2 separate regions of the Homo sapiens genome follow, and region 2 is linked to region 1. Evidence: chromatin loops called from intact Hi-C (ENCODE). Cell type or tissue: heart left ventricle. All regions are shown on one strand. Each heading gives the region's core, and the rest is flanking DNA. Links, peaks and the distances in the headings are about the cores only.

What was found. Peaks named below come from ENCODE experiments on the same cell type or tissue, not always from the same donor. Only the 100,000 strongest peaks of a DNase experiment are listed, where the experiment ranks them.
Region 2: a loop joins it to region 1, with 4 times the contacts of the local background. A loop is called at or near these places in 20 of 110 quality-filtered maps.

The regions. Positions count from the first base shown.
Region 1 is chr3:42,228,738-42,231,553 of GRCh38, forward strand. No RefSeq gene overlaps it. Among named protein-coding and RNA genes, the nearest start is that of CCK, 36 kb to the right of the region's middle. In heart left ventricle, for the core only: a CTCF peak has its summit at 1,300 (motif pointing right); no DNase peak of the experiment used is centred there.
Region 2 is chr3:41,892,901-41,895,716 of GRCh38, forward strand. ULK4 (unc-51 like kinase 4) reads right to left here. Exons shown (of 37, transcript NM_017886.4): 16 at 2,618-2,664. Among named protein-coding and RNA genes, the nearest start is that of ULK4, 68 kb to the right of the region's middle. In heart left ventricle, for the core only: a CTCF peak has its summit at 1,291 (motif pointing right); no DNase peak of the experiment used is centred there.

The sequences.
Region 1 (2,816 bases), core at 163-2,662:
AATATAAAATTTACTGAGATTGATAATTGCACTGTGTATATGTAAGGGCATGTCCTATTTCCTAGGAGCTAAAGGATTAAGATAAAGGGGCTTGGTGTCTGCAAGTCACTTTGAAGTGTTTTCGGAAAAAGTAAAGAATAAACTTAAATAATAAAAAGGTGTGGGAGCAAAAAGAGTTCATCTCAAAAGATGGGAAGCCCTCTAATGCCCTCTACTGATAGATGTTTTGTAAACCCTAGAAGGCATTCTTCTGTCTCATGTGTGACGGGAGGATGTTCAAGGTGGTTTGGTGCATCGTCCCTGTTCTATGCCGAATTTCTTCATGTGTATCCCAAGCCCTTCTCCCAGCCCAGGAAGTTCAAAAGAGGACGTCATGGCCTAAGGGAGAAGTTGTCAAAGAGGCATTTGGTGAGACCAGAAAACAAAGATAATAAAATTCCTGGTTTTCAAACATGAAAGGAAGGAAGGACAAAGCTGAGTACATGTTTTGGTGTGAGACCAAAAGATTTAGAAGGAAACTTGTGGAGCCAGTTTTTCTCTCTCTCTCTTTAAAAAAATATATATATATATATATATTTAAAAATTTTTAAATCATCAAGTTGGTGAAACAGTTTCTCTTTTTACTGCTTACTCCTCCTGTGCTACTCCTGCTTGCCAAACACAAAGGACAAGGACTTCATGCAGATTCTCCAGGCCGTGGGAGTTGGAAGGGATGCCAGCGTTCAACCGGTGTGGGAGCCTTTGTCCTTTCCCCATCTGTGGGCCACATCCAAGGTTATAGGAGAAGCCCCTGATGAGTTTGGGGCTCCAAGGACAGATGAGCTCATTTGGCAGGGGTCCTGGGGAAGTAAGGATGTTCCAGAGCCCCTCCCCAGCAACTCACCCCATCACAGGGCAGGGACCACATGGGGCAGTGAGGAAGTAGAAGTGCCAGCAGATACGTCTCAGTGGAGAAGTCCCAGGAGATCCTGAAGTACCTGGCCCCAGACAGATGTGGGAATCATTCCACACACTGCCTGGGAGCAGAGAGGCAGGTATGTCCTGAAGAGCCTTGCCAACAGGACAAAGGAAGTGGACACCAGCCTCCCCCGCAGCTCTGGCCAGTGCCAGCACCCAGAACCTAGATGCCACCTGGGGAGAAGTTGGTGGAGGAAGAAAGTCATGCTGAATTACCTGAGTCAATTGAGAGCTTATAATAGGGATTAAGTCGAGATTTAGAAAAAAATGAAATTTTTTGTGCATCTGAGCTCACGGCTCAAAAACATCATATCCTAAAAGGAATTCTTTTTCTGTAGCCAGCAGAGGGCACTTGGAGACAGCAAAAGACCTGAAGAAACCGCCCTAATCCAATCACAAGATCAGATGGGTTTGCTTTTCCCTGGAAAGTAGTTCAGGGCGGGCAACTCTGCCTCCTGGAACCCCCAACATCCTCACTGTAAACAGAGTGCTTGTTTCTGGGGTGCAAGTTGAGAGGAAATGGCCAGGAAGAAGGCCTGGCCCCTCACATTCCAGAGCCCCTCCTTGGGACCAGGAGTCTGACGTCCCTTCTGGAGCTTCAGTGGATTCTCGGGGCTGCTGTGGTTGGCGGAGGGCGGGGGGGTGGTGGAGGGGGGAAAGGCGGGTGGGTAGGGGTGCCATGCCAGATCCCCAAGGACTCCTTAGGTGGAGGAGTCTTCCCTCCTGAGCCTGGGTTCCTCCGTCCCACTCTTCGTCTCAAGATGTCCTGAGTCCTCCCTCAGTGTGACTCAGTTCCATGCTGCTCTGGGAATCCAGAGAGGAACCGACACAGTCCCAGCCCTTGAAAGGGGCTCCGTCTGCGCAGGCAGCAGAAGTGGTCATGATGACAGTGGAGGGAGTCCCTCTGCTTGGGGTCTCAGAAGCCACTTGAAGAAGGCATGAGCATGGTCTCAGTTCTCCAGGGGAACTGGAGGGAGGCATTCCAGAACAAGAGGACAGCGTGTGCACAGGCTTGGGGTGCAAGTGAAGAAATTAATCATAGAATGAGGAGGAGGCCACCTTGCCTATCATCCTGCTGCACCAGGAAGTAGAAAGACATTTTTAAAAAGTTTACAAAACGTATTCTGTATTAGAGTGCTTCCCACCTTATGAAATCAACCCGCTCCTTTCTAATGCATCTTCTTTTTAGAAAATGTTTTCTTTGCTTTTTTTTTCTGAAAACATCCGAAAGTAAGAGCCTTTCCTCCGTACTACTTTAGCCTGTAGTTCCTAAGTTCTATAAAGCCACAGCACGATGACTGAATCCAGGGTTAAAGGAAATGTTTGCTTGGCAGTACTTGGGCATTCACCATGCCAAATGCCCAAAGTTCAGGCTGATCCTGCTCTGAAGTCCCAAAGAATTGAAAACCAGTGAGAGAAATCCAGGCCTTTAGCTTAGACCAGCAGCCTCCAGGACCAGCAGCGCTGAGGCTCAGCAATGCCTGTACATCGATGTGACAAGATTCAGGGGAAAAAAGTAAGAGAGGGAACCTAGGGCCCCCCAAGAGCAGGGAAGGGCAGAATCCAGCAGGGTTTCCAAGGGCCAGGCAGCTGGTAGCAGTGGGGACCATTGATAGAGGAGATTCTCAAGTGACAGGCAAAGGCTTAAGTACTTCTTTTCAAAAAAGAAAGAACAGTGATGTATTGTTCTCCCACACCTCAATTGCATAAACTCATAGTCCTCCCTGGGGCCTCTATTAAGTCACCTGTGACACTAAGGACCAGAGTAGCAGCAGTAGCCTTGGACCCCGACTCTCCTGTTTGCATGATTTCCAGCCAATGGTGGCCTTTGCCACCCTTGGGCCACTAGCCTATGACTG
Region 2 (2,816 bases), core at 204-2,703, 340 kb before region 1:
CCCTGGTTTTAGTCAGTTGAGGAGACAAATTTGAGACTGATCTCCCATCTCCTTAGCTGCAGCACCCAATTGAAGCCTTCTTCCCTAGCAACACTCATTGTCTCCGTGATTGGCTTTCTGTGCTGTGAGCAACAGGACTTAAACCAAACCCCTTGATATTTCAGTAGCAATATGAGGTACTCACCATAAGCAAATTCACAAAGATAGAATAAGTAGAGTATAGGTTACCAGGACTGGGGAAGGAAAGGGGAAGTTACTGTTTAATGGGTAAAGAGCTTCTGTTTAAGATGATGAAAAAGTTTTGGAAATGAATAGTGGTGATGGTTATACAACAATGAGAATGAACTAAATGCCATTATATACATAAAAATGGCTAAAATGGAATATTTTAAATTATGCATAATTTACAATTAACAAATTTTTTAAATTACAGTATTACACTATTACTATATGTGAATTATACCTCAAAGTTGACTGGCAAGGATAAAAGGATATACAATTTGATAAATACTCAATGTTGGAAGTTCTAACAAAAGGCATTTTAAACACATTGACTGGGATTATATATTGATACAATTTTTTTAAGAGTATTTCAGCAATTTTTCAGAAGTCACAAAAATATTTACTGCCTTCTATCCATCTGTTCTAATTCTACAAATCTTCCCTAAAGAGAAAAAGAAAAAGCAGGCACAAAGATTTATTCTCAAAAATGTTCATCAAAATATTATTTACAACATTATAATACTATCCAAAAATAGTAAATAAAATGATCAGATATTCACAACATATAAAAAGTTTATCTTAAGTATTATGTATTTTATTTTTAAATGTTAATAATAACATTTACAATACGTAATATATATGTTACAGGGGAAAACAAACATAAAATTATATCATGTGATTCTAATTTTTTATATACAAAACAAAACTAAAGAATAAATATATCTACGTCAATAATAATTATCTCCCAGACTAAGTTAAGGACCCTTTATCATATGCTGTCAAGGTAATATAACCTGAGGTCAGAGAAAACGTCGCTGGAAGTGGCTTTGAATGGAGAAAGAATAAAAGAGGATTCCTACCAGAGAACTTGTCTACCTCAGTATCACTTTATTCAAATTAAAACTGTTTTACAATCAAACTTCAATTTTTAAAAGTGGGGGAAAAAAACAGTATGTGTGAATTTTGGTATCCAAGGGGATACTAAAACCAATCTCCGGGCTGATACAGAAGGATGACTGTACTTGGAAATGATCTGGAATGTCTGTTTTAAAATGTCAGCAGGGGGCACCCCATTCAAGGATATAACACATTTTAAATAAAGGTGTTTAAATAAGTATTTCATTGATTCATTTTTAATGAGCATACCATGAGCCTTCTCAAAGTATTAAATACTCAACCATTACCTAAAAATCCTACTTTTTATTACCAGATTTTACTTTGGGAGAGTAACATTAGAAGATGTATAGTAAGAACTACCCTTATTATTAAGCATTTTCTAAACTTCTATTGGTTCACCCATATTTCACCAACATAGAAGAATAATTATTATCATACCAGTGCCACAATCCACAAAATCCTTTCGCCTCCATTTTTTCATGTGCCTGTCCTAACAATCATGAGATAAGCAAGCTTGATGATAATAACTACAACTTCTACAACCCCAACCCCATTGTAAATGAAATACCCACTAAGAATCAGGCACTATACAAGGTATCTCATATATTTACCTCATTCAAAGTTGAATAATTACCAAAAATCTATGAAGCAGTTATCCCATCCCAATTTTACAGATGAGGAAACTGAGGCTCAGCAATTAAAGTACTTGGCCCAGAAAGCTGATCTTTGATCCACACCCAGGTCTGTCTGAATCCTAAACCTATGCCATTTCCTTGTCCCACCCACAGTCCCCAGGAAGCAGAGATTGAGAAAAAGATAATCATTTGGCCAAGTCTTATTGGCAAACAGAACCCAGAGCCTTCTAACACTTGATCTACTGTGCTCTCCACCTGGTATGTTGCTTCTGTAAAAAGCAAGGACACTTCCTTCCATCGGGAGTTTATAAATCATAATCCCATTAGATTGTAAATAACATCTAGGGAAGCTATGTGCTACATGAGGGAAAGATAAGGGTGGCCAAGGGAAACTTCGAGGAAGTATAACTAAATTAATACACAGGGATCAGGGTTTAAGTATTTTATAATCAATACTCAAAACAGTAACAGTTAGCCAGGCACAGTGGCTCACACCTGTAATCCTAACACTTTGGGAGTCAGAGATGGGAGAATCACTTGAGCCCAGGAGTTCAAAACCAGCCTGTGCAACATAGTGAGAGACCTTGTCTCTAAGAAAATAAAAAAACAATAACAGTTAATAAAGTTTCCAGGAGTACCTTAGATAATCCCAGAATTGTATTTGTAATATTAGGAGAAGGGCTATTTTTAATATTCTAAAATTTATCATTGGAATGCCCATAAAAATTGCCTATGAGTAGAGTCATCATTACATCAGAATAATTTATGATAATTATTTAGGACTCTGCTTTTGATAAATATGTGCTCTGTAACTACTTAATAAAGTCATGAAAAATAATTTTTAAAATATAAACGTTACTTACATATCCCAGTTTGGAGCTATCCGCAAATGCTGGATTAGCAATTGGAACTAGAATAAGAAATTTAAGTGTAAAGAAAAGAAAAAATTAAAATGTTTAAGTCACAAAACACAGAAAATGACAGCAAAGTTAACAGCTCAGGACTTTATACAAAGGAAATTTACACTGTACACCAAAAATGGTATTTACTAAATTACAAAGG